Regions from separate parts of the Mus musculus genome. Here region 2 is linked to region 1. The links are chromatin loops, found by intact Hi-C in ENCODE. Cell type or tissue: gastrocnemius. All regions are shown on one strand. Each heading gives the region's core, and the rest is flanking DNA. Links, peaks and the distances in the headings are about the cores only.

The links. Peaks named below come from ENCODE experiments on the same cell type or tissue, not always from the same donor. Only the 100,000 strongest peaks of a DNase experiment are listed, where the experiment ranks them.
Region 2: it touches region 1 in a loop (21-fold over the local background); 14 of 42 quality-filtered maps call a loop at or near these places.

What each region holds. Positions count from the first base shown.
Region 1 is chr6:131,843,586-131,852,033 of GRCm38, reverse strand. No RefSeq gene overlaps it. Among named protein-coding and RNA genes, the nearest start is that of Tas2r114, 160 kb to the right of the region's middle. In gastrocnemius, for the core only: no CTCF peak of the experiment used is centred there; no DNase peak of the experiment used is centred there.
Region 2 is chr6:131,704,270-131,712,717 of GRCm38, reverse strand. No RefSeq gene overlaps it. Among named protein-coding and RNA genes, the nearest start is that of Tas2r114, 18 kb to the right of the region's middle. In gastrocnemius, for the core only: no CTCF peak of the experiment used is centred there; a DNase peak (open chromatin) is centred at 4,293.

The sequences.
Region 1 (8,448 bases), core at 339-8,338:
GCTTTACATTCTTGCCACACTGAGCTGTCAGCTGAGTTTAACTTAGTCATTCTCACATGTATAAGATGAAATTTAAGAGTTGCTTTCATTTGTATTTCACTGATGACTAAGGATGGTGATCACTTCTTTCATTTAAGACCATTTTAGCCATTACATAAATCTGCCAAGTATTTTTGTTTAGACCTGTATCCCATGTTTGAATTGGTTCACTGATGTCTACATTGGTTTAATGCACTTTTTTATTGATTACATTATTGATTTATGTCTCAAATGCTATCTGCTTTCTAGGTTTACCATCTTCAAACCCTCATTCCATACTTTCTCCCCCTGTGTCTCTGAGAGGATTCCCCCAGCCACCCAATACTACCGAACCAATTTAGAACTCCCATACAATGTGTATCAGGCTTTCACAAGACCAAGGGCCTCCCTTCCCATTGATGCCAGATAAGGCCATCCTCTGCTACATATGTAGCTGGAGTCATGGGCCCATCTATATGTACTCTTTGGTTGGCAGTTTAGTTCCTGGGAGCTCAGGGTGATATGGTTCATCGATATTTCAGTTCTTGCTATGGGGTTGAAAATTCCTTCAGCTTCTTAAGTCTGTCCTGTAACAGCTCATAGACATCCCCATACTCAGTTCCATGGTTGGCTACAATCATCCACCTTTGTATTTGTCAGGCTCTAGGAGAGCTTCTCAGGAGGCAGTGATATCAGCCTCCTTTCCGCAAGCACTTCTTAGCATCTACAATAGTACCTGGGTTTGGTGTCTGCACATGGAATGGATCCTGAGGTGGGACAGTCTCTGGATGGCCTTTCCTTCAGTCTCTTCTACATTTTTGTCAGTGTATTTCCTTTAGACAGGTGCAATTCTGGGTTAAAATTTTTGATATAGGTGGGTGGCCTTATCCCTTAACTGGGGGACATGACTAACCTATAGGATCTCTATAATTTGTTGGGTATTTTAGCTAATATCATCCCAGTTAGTTAGGTCCTTGGATAGTCTTTCTTGGCTATTATGACTATCCCCACGTCCCCATCCCCTGCTGCTATATACCTCTCTTCAATTTCCTGACACTCTCTAGTACTCCCCTGTCAACCCCCATACCAGATCCTTCCTCTCTTACTCCTCTCTTCCTCCCTTGATTATTTCGTTCCCCCTTTCACATAGAACTGAATCATCCATACTTTGGTCTTTCCACTTCTTGACTTAGAAAGAGCAATTTCCAAATTCATCTGGAATGTCAAACAAACAATCAAACAAATAAAAACCAGGATAGCAAAAACTAGTCTCAACAATAACAGTACTTCTGGGGGAATCATCTTCCCTGACCTCAAGCTTTACTACAGAGAAACTGTGATAAAACTGTATGGTATTGGTGCAGTAATAGGCAGATATAAGAGTGGAATAGAATTGAAGAGCCAGAAATGAACCCACACAACTATGGTCACTTGATCTTTGACCAAGGAGCTAAAACTATGCAGTTGATAAAAGACAGCATTTTCAACGAATTATGCTAGCTCAACTGGCAGTTACCATGCAGAAGAAGTCAAATCAAAGTATTTTTTCTCCTTGTACAAAGCTTAAGTCCAAGCAGATTAAGGAGCTTCACATAAAGCCAGATACATTAAACTTTACAAGAGAACGTTGGGAAGAGCCTCAAACATATGGGTACAGGGGAAAAATTCCTGAACAGAACACCAATGGCTTGGGATGTAAGATAAAAAGTTGACAAATGGGACCTCATAATATTGAAAAGTTTCGATAAGATACAGGACACTGTCAAGAAGACAAAAAGGCCATCAACAGATTTGGAAAATATCTTCACCAATCCTACATCCAATAGAGGGCCAATATCCAAAATATGTAAAGAATTGAAGAAGTTAGACTCCAGAAAAAAATTAAAATATTAAAAAATGGGATACTGAGCTGAACAAAGATTTCTTAACTGACGAATACCAAATGGTTGAGAAGCACCTAAAAAAATGTTCAACATCCTTAGTCATCAGGAAAATACAGATCAAAACAACCCAGAGATCCCACATCACATCAGTCAGAATGGCTAACATCAAAAACTCAGGTGACAGCAGATGCTGGCTAGGATGTTGCGAAAGAGGAACACTCCTCCATTGCTACTAGGATTAAGAGCTGGTACAACCACGATGGAAATCTGTTTCGTAGTTCCTCAGAAAATTGGACATAGTACTACCTGAGGACCCAGCAATATCATTCCATTACCCAGAATATGCTCCAACATGTAATAAGAACACATGCTCACTATGTTCATAGCAGCCATATTTATAATATCCAGAACCTGGAAAAAACACAGATGCCTCTCAACAAGGGAATGGATACAGAAAATGTAGTACATTTACACAATAAAGTTCATCTCAGCTATTAAAAAAATTAATTTATAAAATTCATAGGCAAATCACAGTTGTCTTTTGACCTTTTCAGAGGGATGTAGGATTTAAAAACAAACAAACAAACAAACATAGAAAACAATATCATCCTACTTTTTGAAATTGACACGCAATGTTGAACAGAGAATTTTGAAATGTATGAAGAATTACTAAAGGTAGAGAGCATAGAGTGATATCTGAGAAAAATCTGGCACTGAATAAACTGAAAAGAGAAACTAAGAAAGTTAAGAGTAGTTCTGTCTTCTTAGCATTGTGTATAGCAAAAATGGAAGTCACTATAGGAAAATACGGACAGTCACAGGAAATGTCATGTTTTGATTCTCAGGATATTAAGCATTCAGCTTGCTTGCCTGAGGCTGAGCATGCATTTGTCTCATGATCAATGCTTCCTGTCCTAAATCCTATGAGGTATAAAATGGTATACACACATAAAATTATCTGTCTGGACATGAATGTAATTTTTCAGATAAAGGTCATAAATACTTTTGCAGTTATTAGAAAATAGTAAGTAATCAGTAAAAAGAGTTAATGGAGAACTCCAAAGGACCAGGATGTCTTGGGGACAATAGATGATACAGGTCACACACAAAAGACTAAAAATTAAAAATTTTAGCAACCTAGTGAAGACAGTGGATGTTACTAAAGACTTGAGTATGGACTGTAATACTTGGCAGTGATTACTGAAGAGATTTATAATTGTAAAAGTTTAAAGGGATGTGTCAGTAAGAAGAGCATAGATGACAATACTTTAAGCGTCCTAGATCAGTTCTATGCATATTAATATAAAAGTTTTAATATAAAATGGTTCATATTAGTTGTCAATTGTTCTACAGAATGGAAGACATAAACTTCATTAATTGCTCAAAGTTGGGGCACTCTATCTGCAAGTAGATTTAATATAAGCAGAGAGAACACCTTCTGCCAATGATAATTACACCCAATTCAAAAACAGAATTTAGTATGTTTAAAGCTGACATTTCCTGGTCCAGAGAACATGACAGTAGAGCATAATTATTATTGAAAGACTGAAGAAATGACAGGGATCCAAAACAAAGAATAGATAACACCCTGTCTCAAGCTTTGAGTATTTTGGACCCTGTGACTCATAATGCCCTCAAGTTACAACATGCAATAATAAACAACTCTCCTGTGGCCTCACTGACATTGAGAACCTAAATTTTCATTATGACATCCTGCCCGTGTTTCTGTCCTCCATTTTTCTTATGACATTTTATACATTGTTCATCTTTCACTCACGTGATCAATTCTGATAAAACATTAAGAACATTCTCTTCACCTGGAAGACCTTGGACTCTAGGGTCAGGTGTTCATGTGACAAAGGCCTCACTTCAGAACCTGTGCTAGGTGGAGCTGGCGTGAGCAAAATCCTCTTAAGTTTAGCCTCGCTGTTATTGGTTCTCTACTTGTTGTAGTGAGGAAAAAATGCCCCCTTTTCATATACCAATTAATTACTCCTTGTTTTTACCAATGCTTCTTGTGCATAGCAGGAAACACACTGGAATGTTGAGCCCCAGCTATTGACTATTTAAAATTTAGATTCAGGGCAATTTTTACAATGAACATACAATGAAGACATTATTCAGAATTTCTGTGTTTGCTGTTTAGTTGTTCAGTCAGTTTTATGTAATATTTTAAATTCTCAGAAAATATCCTTTTCAGATTTAACAGACTTTTAATTAGTTGCTAAGTGATCAGTTTTTTCTCCCAGTGAGCAATGGAAAGATTATATCCTACACCCAATTAAGATGTCAGGGTTTAGAAAGAGTGTTAGGAACCGTAGGCCAATCTCAGGGAGTCACCTGGACTGAGAGACTTCAGTTGTTCTACAAACTATATCAAAACTTTAAACCAAGTCACAAACTGAAATTAAAACAAAGTACAGAAATGACATATCCTTGGGAGGGATGGTCAGGCAAAAATGCCACTAAATTAGGGGGATCCACAAAAACTCTGTGCATTCAGAGGTCCCTGTTCTGGGGTCATCTGTGAGTCTCCCTTCTCCTGAAGGTGGGGTGAGGGAGCAAGCCCACAAGTGTGGAGGGAGCAGAAGCAATTAGTAATGTTTGGAGGACTCTCAGTGTGATGGAAGGACATCCAAAAACAGCTTCAATGAGACAGCTCATTTTTTTGTTGTTGTTATTGTTGTTGGGAAGGTAAGGTATATATAAGGACTCTTAGGGTGTGTGTAAAAAGGGCTGATTGATCATAACACAATACCCAATTATCATATGGATAGGAAACTAAAGCTGGAATTGTGAACTGAGTTTGCAGCATTTGCAAAAAGCTCTGCCCTAGGGTCATACTCCAAATAATATCAGGTATCTGAATTCAAAGATAATCTCCAAGTTGGGGGGAGAAAGGGCAGCCCCAGTGAGAAAGGGAGTCCTCCATTTTGCACCAAGATCAGAGAGCTCTCTGAACATGAACCATAATAGCAGGGTTCTGCAACATTAGGCTGTTTCTCACTGCTACCCTGTCTCCAGTTTCACCTCTCTTCTCTCTCTCCTATTTCTCCAGCACATACTTGTTCATCTTGGTGGTACCTGCCAGCTGACCAGAGATGTGAGGCCCCACCCAAGTCTTGCAAAATCTTATTATGCATGTTCTTTCAGGTAATTTTCATTACGAGCCATTTCTATAGAATTTGTAATTTTTGGAGTAGATGGGATATTTTGATTATTTGGTGGGAAATGGTTTGTTTGCTTGTTTGATGGGATTTTGTTCTTGGTTTTCTAAACTCCGATTTGAACATCTAGAGTTCGTTGGTAATGATTTCCTTTTGTATTGTTCAAGTCACCTTTGTTTGCTCTATGGAGGTGTTTACAATGTTTGTTTTTTGAGGGGGTATAATTCATAATAGGTTAATAATCTGGATTTTCCTTGGTTCATCTAATGATTGGAACTATACTTTTCATACTGGGTCTTCTGCTTCTTTGCTAAAATCTGGTGACTTCAGCAGCTTTAAAAAATGAAACAAGTCTATCCTGGAAGTATGGTTTGAGCTTGGCTTTCAAGGCCACATAGAGCAATTGAAGGGTCCCATCAGGAAATTGGTGTGATATCTTTTTCTCCCAGTTGTGTGTGGTAGCTTGAGGGTCCTAATGAAGAGCAAGCTAGTAACAGTAAGCTCAAAAGAGAGAAGTCATGCATGAAGAGGTAGCATTCACTTGCAAGGTTGTGGTTTCCTTGAGTCCACTGTACCACCAGGGTGGTATGTGCTGTTAGGAAGCACCAGGACACTGCTCCAGGGTTGGGGAAGGGAATCTGAGTCATAGGAAAGCCAGAGCTGACTCAGGGGATTCCAGGCAACAAGGCCAGGGTCATAGGGTTCTCAGGCTCTTGGGAATTCAGGCACCACTAGGAGTCCTGGAACAGCTGAGAATAGAGTGGGAGTCCTCAGGCTGGGGGCTTGGGGGCAGGGAAGGGGAAGGGGAGCTCCAGTAGGTCCCACAGTGATTGTCATTGACTTGTCAGGTGGCAGGATTGGTGGCAGTTGTGACTGGGAGTGCAGAGAGTTCTTCTATGGGAGATTAGACAGCAGTTCTGTAGGCAAAGGCCTTCTCCATGGCTCCCCACAAATGATTTCATTGAAAAAAAAAGACAGTCTATGGTTCCAAACCACTTATTGTCAGTAGTGTAGAACATGGATGCATAAAACCATAACTTAATTCTCAGAGTGGGTCTGAGATTAAATATCTTTTGCAGGGAGGATGTCTGGGAAGGAAATCTTATTGACAATACCCTCTGCTCCTCTGGGTATCTCACTAGAATGGAGATCTCTGTCTTGAGCCTATGTGACCACAGGTCATGTCTCTTTTCCTGTTGTCTTGGTCTGAGATGCTAGGGGTGCCTCATATATATGTGGAATGGATTGGGGCATTGCACTTATATTACAGATGGCCACAAATCTATGGGGATCTGTGACTACATGACAGAGGCCTGGTGCCTGGGAGCAAGCAAAGCTCTTAACATCTCTTCAGGGTATCCAAGGCTTCAAACCTTTAGCTTGACCAAGGACCAGGCTCAAGGTCCACAGACTCCCAATCACTGGCAGTGTCAGGGGTTCTTAGAGACCATAATGAAGACCAGACAGAAATGAGACTGCAGTTACCCTACTTTATTCTTTACCATGTGGTATGGATTCTCTATTGATGACAATTGAGTTTGCAGAATCTTAGGAATGAGTAATGCATGACTGAGCTAAGAATTACTCAAGCTGTGAAACAGTGGTGGAGTAGAGATGCATTATTTATTTTCTGGAAGTATCTACACTAAAACACATTTTAAAAGAAGTTATTTAAATAAATTGCAACAAGTAGCTCAGCCTGGGTTCACAGAACACTCCAAAGCAACCCCTACCTGGTATCACTGTACACAGGTAGGCCGACCATACAAGAGATGACTCCCAGCCTAGTATGTGGCCGAGACAGACAAAAAAAAATGTATAAGATGACCTCTCAGTCCAGTGCCAAGAAGCCTAGACAGTAAACTATGCCAGAGAAAACCCCTGCCCAGTATATGACACAAGTCGGGTCATAGCACTCCTGAGTCTCCAGACACCCAGAGGCCCCAGGTGACACCTGCTATAAGCAAGAAAGTGTTGGAGAAATGGAAAGATAAAGAGAATCAGAAGAATGTATGCACAGAAGAGAGACAGTGCTGGAGACTTGGGGAAAATGAAGAGCAGCCTGACATAAATATCCTGCAATGCATCCTAAGGCAATGATGAGGTCCTGTCTCATGCTCCTGCCAAGAATCATGTCTGTGTCTGAACCCTGTAGCAGAAGGGTTATCTTGCTGATCTGGAGTCCCACCTGAATATATATTGATGTCTGAGGGCTGTGTGGAACCAGCCCTACTTCTCAACTGGTAATCATGGGAAAGTTGGCCCAAAGGTCTGAGACCAGGAGAACTGTCTCTGTCCCCTTACCAGCTGCAGAACAATGAAGAAAAGGACATCCATCTTCCTTAGGCAGAACAATGGATAAGACAGTGGTGGAATTGTGCAGTTGAGCCAGTCCTGAGGACGTGAGTGGGAGACAGCTGGCCCTACCACATGTCTGAAGTGCAGTGGCATAGACAATAGAGTTGCAATTCCTTCCCTCTTGCCCTTTGCCACCTACAGCAGCCAGGAGATCTGACTGTAATCCTCAGTCTGGGCTGCATTCTAGAGAACAGTCGTGTACCTCACCTGGGCAACACAATAGAGATGTTCCTACTGGCATTAGAGTAAATAACTTGTATTGCCTCTTGACAGCTACAACATTGGGTAATCTAGCCAGACCAGTAATGGGGATCTCACTCTAGTGGTGTGGATGGAGAATAACAGGCAGGCCCAGATTCAGGGCTTTGAGTTTGCCTACCTAAACATCGAAAGCATCTATGAACTGCTGGAGTATATGAAGGGGGCAATCCTACAAATCCAAAGCTGCAGTATCTCCATCATACAGGGCAACAGCAAGATATCCAAGAGGAATTCCCATGAGGATCTAGTATTGATAGTATATCAGAAGCCAGAGGCCTGGAACTAGACCGGTGACTCATTGAAATTATAATTTGCAATTAAAGATATATGAGCTAGAGGATATCTGTGTGACACATGGTTGCACACTGCAGCTTCCATACTCCCCACCCAAAAATTTGAGGAGTGTTGCAAATGCAGAAAGTAGATATTGAAGGAACAAGGAAATGTGTGGAATTGGGATGCAGGATGTAAAATTCTCAAAGAATCAAATAATAATTAAATTTAACAACTGTGATTACAAGAGAAAATATATAAAATGTCAAGAGATAAAATAAAATAAAGTAAAAAAAAAATCCTAAAACAGACAGGCCAAATAAGCTTTTGTACTTCCAAAAAAATATAGAAGAGTGAGTAGACAACTTCCAGAATGGCAAAAATTTATATTGAAATGAGGTTAATATACATATCATATTAATATTTGCATACACATATATTAATATTGAGAACATATATAAATATATATTACATATATATGTATAAAA
Region 2 (8,448 bases), core at 186-8,185, 140 kb after region 1:
TGGTTTTTGTTTCAGGAACATCATCGAAGAGGCCTCCCCAGGGCTGGTGCTCAAGGGTGTTAAATGGCCCCAGGCCTGAAGTGCACATAAGCATACCTGCTCAAAGCTGCCAGTAGAGACTAAGGCCTGCTGAATCCCTATGGAGAAATTACACTAGCCTTACAATTGGTAGTAGTTCCAATTAATTAACTGAATAGGGGTATTTTTGTCCTTGTTGTGGTCCTATTTCTTGATTATAGGTTATATTTTTCTAGTCTACATCTGACATTCATCTCTAAACAGGGCTTTCTATTATATAAACAAGACTAAAAGGAGTAGATTGGCATATATTTCTCCAGTCTTGGAGGGTTAAAAGGTGCTATTGAGGAAAGAACCCAGATGCCCCTCAACAGAGGAATGGATACAGAAAATGTGGTACATCTACACAATGGAGTACTACTCAGCTATTAAAAAGAATGAATTTATGAAATTCCTAGCCAAATGGATGGACCTGGAGGGCATCATCCTGAGTGAGGTACCACATTCACAAAGGAACTCACACAATATGTACTCACTGATAAGTGGATATTAGCCCAAAACCTAGGATACCCAAGATATAAGATGCAATTTACTAAACACATGAAACTCAAGAAAAATGAAGACTGAAGTGTAGACACTATGCCCCTCCTTAGAAGTGGGAACAAAACACCCATGGAAGGAATTACAGAGACAAAGTTTGGAGCTGAGATGAAAGGATGGACCATGTAGAGACTGCCATATCCAGGGATCCACCCCATAATCAGCATCCAAACGCTGACACCATTGCATACACTAGCAAGATTTTATTGAAAGGACCCAGATGTAGCTGTCACTTGTGAGACTATGCCGGGGCCTAGCAAACCCAGAAGTGGATGCTCACAGTCAGCTAATGGATGGATCACAGGGCTCCCAATGGAGGAGCTAGAGAAAGTACCCAAGGAGCTAAAGGGATCTGCAACCCTATATGTGGAACAACATTATGAACTAACCAGTACCCTGGAGCTCTTGACTCTAGCTGCATATGTATCAAAAGATGGCCTAGTCGGCCATCACTGGAAAGAGAGGCCCATTGGAGACGCAAAGTTTATATGCCCCAGTACAGGGTAACGCCAGGGCCAAAAAGGGGGAGTGGGTGGGTAGGGGAGTGTGGGTGGGTGGGTATGGGGGACTTTTGGTATAGCATTGGAAATGTAAATGAGCTAAATACCTGATAAAAAATGGAAAAGAAAAAAGAAAAAAGAAAATTCATTAAGCCCTGACCCTAAGGGTTAAAAGTACATGCTTTTATAACCATGATGTTAACTTTGAAATATATTTTTTTCTTATTTCAAAAAAAAATGGTGCTATTGAAACATTGTAAAATACATTTGCCCCCATGGGACATGAATTCTGCCCTCAAGGATGGATTAATATAACTCTTAGTTGTGCTACCAGGATAGGATACCAATCAAGTAGATAATGTCTGAATACACTTGGGTTAATGGGAAAAGTCCCTATGGGTTTAGGCTCTGGATCCTTGTGCCATTGTGGCTGAGGGATCTCGAATAATTGTTTCCAACATCTCTGAGATGCTGCCCAATAGCCATGGAGGATGATGGTACAGTTACTGTGACTGAGGTTGTAGGGAAAGGGGGGTTCATCTGTGTGCATCTCAGAGCCTTCCTCTTAAGGTTTTTTATCCTTTGTAGCCAATGAGGGCTCATAGAGCTGTAGAGGGAGTAAACATGGGAGAGGTATTGTAGATTACAAATTAATTTAATTAATTTCTTTTTTTATTAGGTATTTTCCTCGTTTACATTTTCAATGCTATCCCAAAGGTCCCCCATATCCACCCACTCCCAATCCCCTACCCACCCACTCCCCCTTTTTGGCCCTGGAGTTCCCCTGTACTGGGGCATATAAAGTTTGCAAGTCCAATGGGCCTCTCTTTGCAATGATGGCCAACTAGGCCATCTTTTGATACATATGCAGCTAGAGACAAGAGCTCCCGGGTACTGGTTAGTTCATATTGTTGTTCCACCTATCGGGTTGCAGTTCCCTTTAGCTCCTTGGGTAATTTCTCTAGCTCCTCCATTGGGGGCCGTGTGACCCATCCAATAGCTGACTGTGATCATCCACTTCTGTGTTTGCTAGGCCCCGGCATAGTCTCACAAGAGAGAGCTATATCTGGGTCCTATCAGCAAAATCTTGCTAGTGTATGCAATGGTGTCAGCATTTGGAAGGTGATTATGGGATGGATCCCTGCATATGGCAATCACTAGATGGTCCATCCTTTCATCACAGCTCCAAATTTTGTCTCTGTAACTCCTTCCATGGGTGTTTTGCTCCCATTTCTAAGAAAGGGTAAAGTGTCCACACTTTGGTCTTCGTTCTTCTTGAATTTCATGTGTTTGGCAAGTTGTATCTTATATCTTGGGTATCCTAAGTTTCTGTGGAATTTAATTAATTTCTATCTAATTAAGGCAACTGCCTTTTCTAGAATGTCTAAATCAGTCACTGGATACTCCTCAGAACCTTTCTCCTCATTGAGTCTTCCCTGTTATCTTCCTGTGGTTTTTCTTCTAACAGGTGATCCTTAGGTTTGGCTATTTCCCTATGCATTGACTGATGGCAGATATCATAGGGAAGATAGAGAGGGGCAAAAATCACCTTCCTGGATTTTCTATTTTCTTCCAGGTAGGCAGCACAGGTCCAGATGTCATGGTCAGAAATATCTACTGGAAGAATCCATGGTGTAAATTGAAGCACTTTGTTCCAGAATTCTAGGCCCTCCTATGGGAGATTTTATCTCCTCTTGATTTAAATAAGGCCATACAAAACAAATTTTGAAATCCCTCTGATATGATATTGAAATCTCCAACTCAAAAGAATTGAGAGGAAATATGGCCAGTAAAGTTCAATGCTCTGGAGGCAAATTCACCACTGGAGAATTGAGTACACTCCAAGAATTACAGACCTAACTGCAGATTTAAGAGTCTTTTAATTAGTTGCTAAGTGACCAGTTTTTCCCCCAGTGAACAATGCAAAGATTATAGCCTACACCCAATTAAGATGTCAGGGTCTAGAAAGAGGGTTAAGAACCGTAGGCCAATCTCAGGGAGTCACCCTAACTGAGAGGATTCAGTTGTTCTACAAACTATATTGAAACCTTAAACCAAGTCACAAACTGAAATTTAAACAAAGTACAGAAATGACATATCCTTGGGAAAGATGGTCAGGCAAAATTGCCACTAAATTAGGGGGATCCACAAAAACTCTGTGCATTCAGAGGTCCCTGTTCTGGGGTTATCTGTGAGTCTCCCTTCTCCTACAGGTGGGGAGAGGCATCATTGTTGGCCAGTGGCCAAGCCCATGAGTGTGGAGGGAGCAGAAGCAATGAGTAAGATTTGGAGGGCTCTCAGTGTGATGGAAGGACTTCCAAAGACAGCTTCAATGATACAGCTCATTTTTTTTGTTGTTGTTGTGAGGGTAGGGTATATATAAGAACTCTTAGTGTGTGTGTGTAAAAAGGGCTGATTAGTCATAACACAATACATAATTATCATATGGATAGGAAACCTAAGCTAGACTTGTAAACTGTATCTGCAGCATTTGCAAAGAGCTCTGCCCTAGGTTCATACTCTAAATAATATCAGGTATCTGTATTCAGAGAGAGCCTCCAAGATAGTGGGAGAAAAGGCAGCCTCAATGAGAAAGGGAGTCCTCCATTTTGCAGCAAGATCAGAGAACTCTCTGGACATGAACCATAATAGCAGGGTTCTTCAACATTAGGCTGTTTCTCACTGCTATCCTGTCTCCAGGTTTGCCTCTCTCCTTTCTCTCCCATTTCTCCAGTACATACTTGTTCATCTTGGTGGTACCTGCCAGAGATGTGAGCTCCAGTAGGTCCCATTGTGATTGTCATTGACTTGACACGTGGCAGGGTTGGTGGCAGTTGTGTCTGGGAGTGCAGAGAGTTCTTCCACAAGAGATTAGACAGAGGCTCTGTAAGCAAAGGCCTCCATGGCTCCCCACAAAGGATTTCAATGAAAAGAAATAGTCTGTGGTTCCAAACCATTTATTGTCATTGGTGTGGAAATTGGATGCATAAAACCATACCTCACTTCTAAGAGTGGGCCTGAGAGAGACAACCGGCCACCTTCCTGGTGAGTGCACAGGCATCCCCCAGCCCGAGAGGTTTGTGCCTCAGGCCCCAACGGGAGCCTCCTTGGCTCCAGGACTCCGCGGAGGGCAGGCTGCGGAGGGCAGGCTGCACGGGTGACGGTGTGGAATACAGAGGCCAGCCATTTCTGGGACAAGCAAGAGCCAGAGAGCTTCTGAGGCGGCACCATCTTCGGCTCCAGAGAACCGGCCACCTTCCTGGCCAAAGCAACACAACTTCTGGGAAAGGTCCTGTTTTGGGCCGTCATCTTCAGCCAGGAGGAGGTCCAAACACCAGATAACTGTGCACCTTCCCTGAAAGAGGAGAGCTTGCCTGCAGAGACTGCTCTGTCCACTGAAACTCAGAGGAGAGAGCTAGTCTCCCACGTCTGCTAGTAGAGGGTAACAAAATAAACAGAGGAACAATCTCTAAACAAAGACAACTATAACAACTAACTCCAGAGATTGCAGATGGCAAAAGGTAAACGTAAGAATCCTACTAACAGGAACCAAGACCACTCACCATCATCAGAACCCAGCACTCCCACTTCGCCCAGTCCAGGGCATCCTAACACACCTGAAAAGGTAGTCCTGGATTTAAAAGCATTTCTCATGATGATGGTAGAGGACATAAAGAAGGAATTTAATAACTCACTTAAAGAAATACAGGAGAACACTGCTAAAGAGTTACAAGTCCTTAAAGAAAAACAGGAAAACACAACCAAACAGGAAGAAGTCCTTATAGACAAACAGGAAAACACATCCAAACAGGTGATAGAAATGAACAAAACCATACTAGACCTAAAAAGGGAAGTAGACACAATAAAGAAAACCCAAAGTGAGGCAACGCTGGAGATAGAAACCCTAGGAAAGAAATCTGGAACCATAGATGCCAGCATCAGCAACAGAATACAAGAGATGGAAGAGAGAATCTCAGGTGCAGAAGATTCCATAAAGAACATCTGCACAACAATCAAAGAAAATACAAAATGCAAAAAGATCCTAACTCAAAACATCCAGGAAATACAGGACACAATGAGAAGACCAAACCTACGGATAATAGGAGTGGATGAGAATGAAGATTTTCAACTCAAAGGACCAGCAAACATCTTCAACAAAATTATTGAAGAAAACTTCCCAAATCTAAAGAAAGAGATGCCCATGAACATACAAGAAGCCTAGAGAACTCCAAATAGACTGGACCAGAAAAGAAATTCCTCCTGACACATAATAATCAGAACATCAAATGCACTAAATAAAGATAGAATACTAAAAGCAGTAAGGGAAAAAGGTCAAGTAACATATAAAGGCAAGCCTATCACAATTACACCAGATTTTTCACCAGAGACTATGAAAGCAAGAAGAGCCTGGACAGATGTTATACAGACACTAAGAGAACACAAATTCCAGCCCAGACTACTATAACCAGCCAAACTCAATTACCATAGATGGAGAAAAAAAGTATTCCACGACAAAACTAAATTCACCCATTATCTCTCCACGAATCCAGCCCTTCAAAGGATAATAACAGAAAAAAAAAAAACAATACAAGGACGGGAACCACGCCCTAGAAAAAACAAGAAGATAATCCCTCAACAAACCTAAAAGAAGACAGCCACAAGAACAGAATGCCAACTTTAACAACAAAAATAAAAAGAAGCAAAAATTACTTTTCCTTAATATCTCTTAATATCAATGGTCTCAACTCCCCAATAAAAAGGCATAGACTAACAGACTGGCTACACAAACAGGACACAACATTCTGCTGCTTACAGGAAACCCATCTCAGGGAAAAAGAAGGACACTACCTCAGAGTGAAAGGCTGGAAAACAATTTTCCAAGCAAATGGTCTGAAGAAACAAGCTGGAGTAGCCATTTTAATATCGGATAAAATCGACTTCCAACCCAAAGTTATCAAAAAAGACAAGGAGGGACACTTCATACACATCAAAGGTAAAATCCTCCAAGAGGAACCCACAATTCTGAATATCTATGCTCCAAATGCAAGGGCAGCCACATTCATTACAGACACTTTCGTAAAGCTCAAAGCACACGTTGCACCTCACACAATAATAGTGGGAGACTTCAACACACCACTTTCATCAATGGACAGATAGTGGAAACAGAAACTAAACATGGACACAGTGAAACTAACAGAAGTTATGAAACAAATGGACCTGACAGATATCTACAGAACATTTTATCCTAAAACAAAAGGATATACCTTCTTCTCAGCACCTCACGGGACCTTCTCCAAAATTGACCATATAATTGGTCACAAAACAGGCCTCAACAGATACAAAATATTGAAATTGTCCCATGTATCCTATCATACCACCATGGCTTAAGACTGATCTTCAACAACAACATAAATAATGGAAAGCCAACATTCACGTGGAAAATGAACAACACTCTTCTCAATGATACCTTGGTCAAGGAAGGAATAAAGAAAGAAATTAAAGACTTTTTAGAGTTTAATGAAAATGAAACCACAACGTACCCAAACCAATGGGACACAATAAAAGCATTTCTAAGAGGGAAACTCATAGCTCTGAGTGCCTCCAAGAAGAAATGGGAGAGAGCACATACTAGCAGCTTGACAAAACATCTAAAAGCTCTAGAAAAAAAGGAAGCAAATTCACCCAAGAGGAGTACACGGCAGGAAATAATCAAACTCAGGGGTGAAATCAACCAAGTGGAAACAAGAAGAACTATTCAAAGAATTAACCAAACGAGGAGTTGGTTCTTTGAGAAAATCAACAAGATAGATAAACCCTTACCTAGACTCACTAAAGGGCACAGGGACAAAATCCAAATTTAAAAAATCAGAAATGAATAGGGAGACATAACAACAGATCCTGAAGAAATCCAAAACACCATCAGATCCTTCTACAAAAGGCTATAATCAACAAAACTGGAAAACCTGGACGAAAAGGACAAATTTCTGGACAGATACCAGGTACCAAAGTTGAATCAGGATCAAGTTGATCATCTAAACAGTCCCATATCACCTAAAGAAATAGAAGCAGTTATTAATAGTCTCCCAGCCAAAAAAAGCCCAGGACCAGACTGGTTTAGTGCAGAGTTCTATCAGACCTTCAAAGAAGAACTAATTCCAGTTCTGCACAAACTATTTCACAAAATAGAAATAGAAGGTACTCTACCCAACTCATTTTATGAAGCCACTATTACTCTGATACCTAAACCACAGAAAGACCCAACAAAGATAGAGAACTGCAGACCAATTTCTCTTATGAATATCGATGCAAAAATCCTCAATAAAATTCTCGCTAACCGAATCCAAGAACACATTAAAGCAATCATCCATCCTGACCAAGTAGGTTTTATTCCTGGGATGCAGGGATGGTTTAATATACGAAAATCCATCAAGGTAATCCATTATATAAACAAACTCAAAGACAAAAACCACATGATCATCTCATTAGATGCAGAAAAAGCATTTGACAAGATCCAACACCCATTCATGATAAAAGCCTTGGAAAGATCAGGAATTCAAGGCCCATACCTAAACATGATAAAAGCAATCTACAGCAAACCAGTAGCCAACATCAAAGTAAATGGAGAGAAGCTGGAAGCAATCCCACTAAAATCAGGGACTAGACAAGGCTGCCCACTTTCTCCCTACCTTTTCAACATAGTACTTGAAGTATTAGCCAGAGCAATTCGAAAACAAAAGGAGATCAAGGGGATACAAATTGGAAAAGAGGAAGTCAAAATATCACTTTTTGCAGATGATATGATAGTATATATAAGTGACCCTAAAAATTCTACCAGAAAACTCCTAAACCTGATAAACAGCTTCAGTGAAGTAGCTGGATATAAAATAAACTCAAACAAGTAAATGGCCTTTCTCTATACAAGAATAAACAGGCTGAGAAAGAAATTAGGGAAACAACACCCTTCTCAATAGTCACAAATAATATAAAATATCTTGGCATGACTCTAACTAAGGAAGTGAAAGATCTATATGATAAAAACTTCAAATCTCTGAAGAAAGAAATTAAAGAAGATCTCAGAAGATGGAAAGATCTCCCATGCTCATGGATTTGCAGGATCAACATTGTAAAAATGGCTATCTTGCCAAAAGCAATCTACAGATTCAATGAAATCCCCATCAAAGTTCCAACTCAATTCTTCAACGAATTAGAAGGAGCAATTTGCAAATTCATCTGGAATAACAAAAAACCTAGGATAGCAAAAAGTCTTCTCAAGGATAAAAGAACCTCTGGTGGAATCACCATGCCTGACCTAAAGCTTTACTACAGAGCA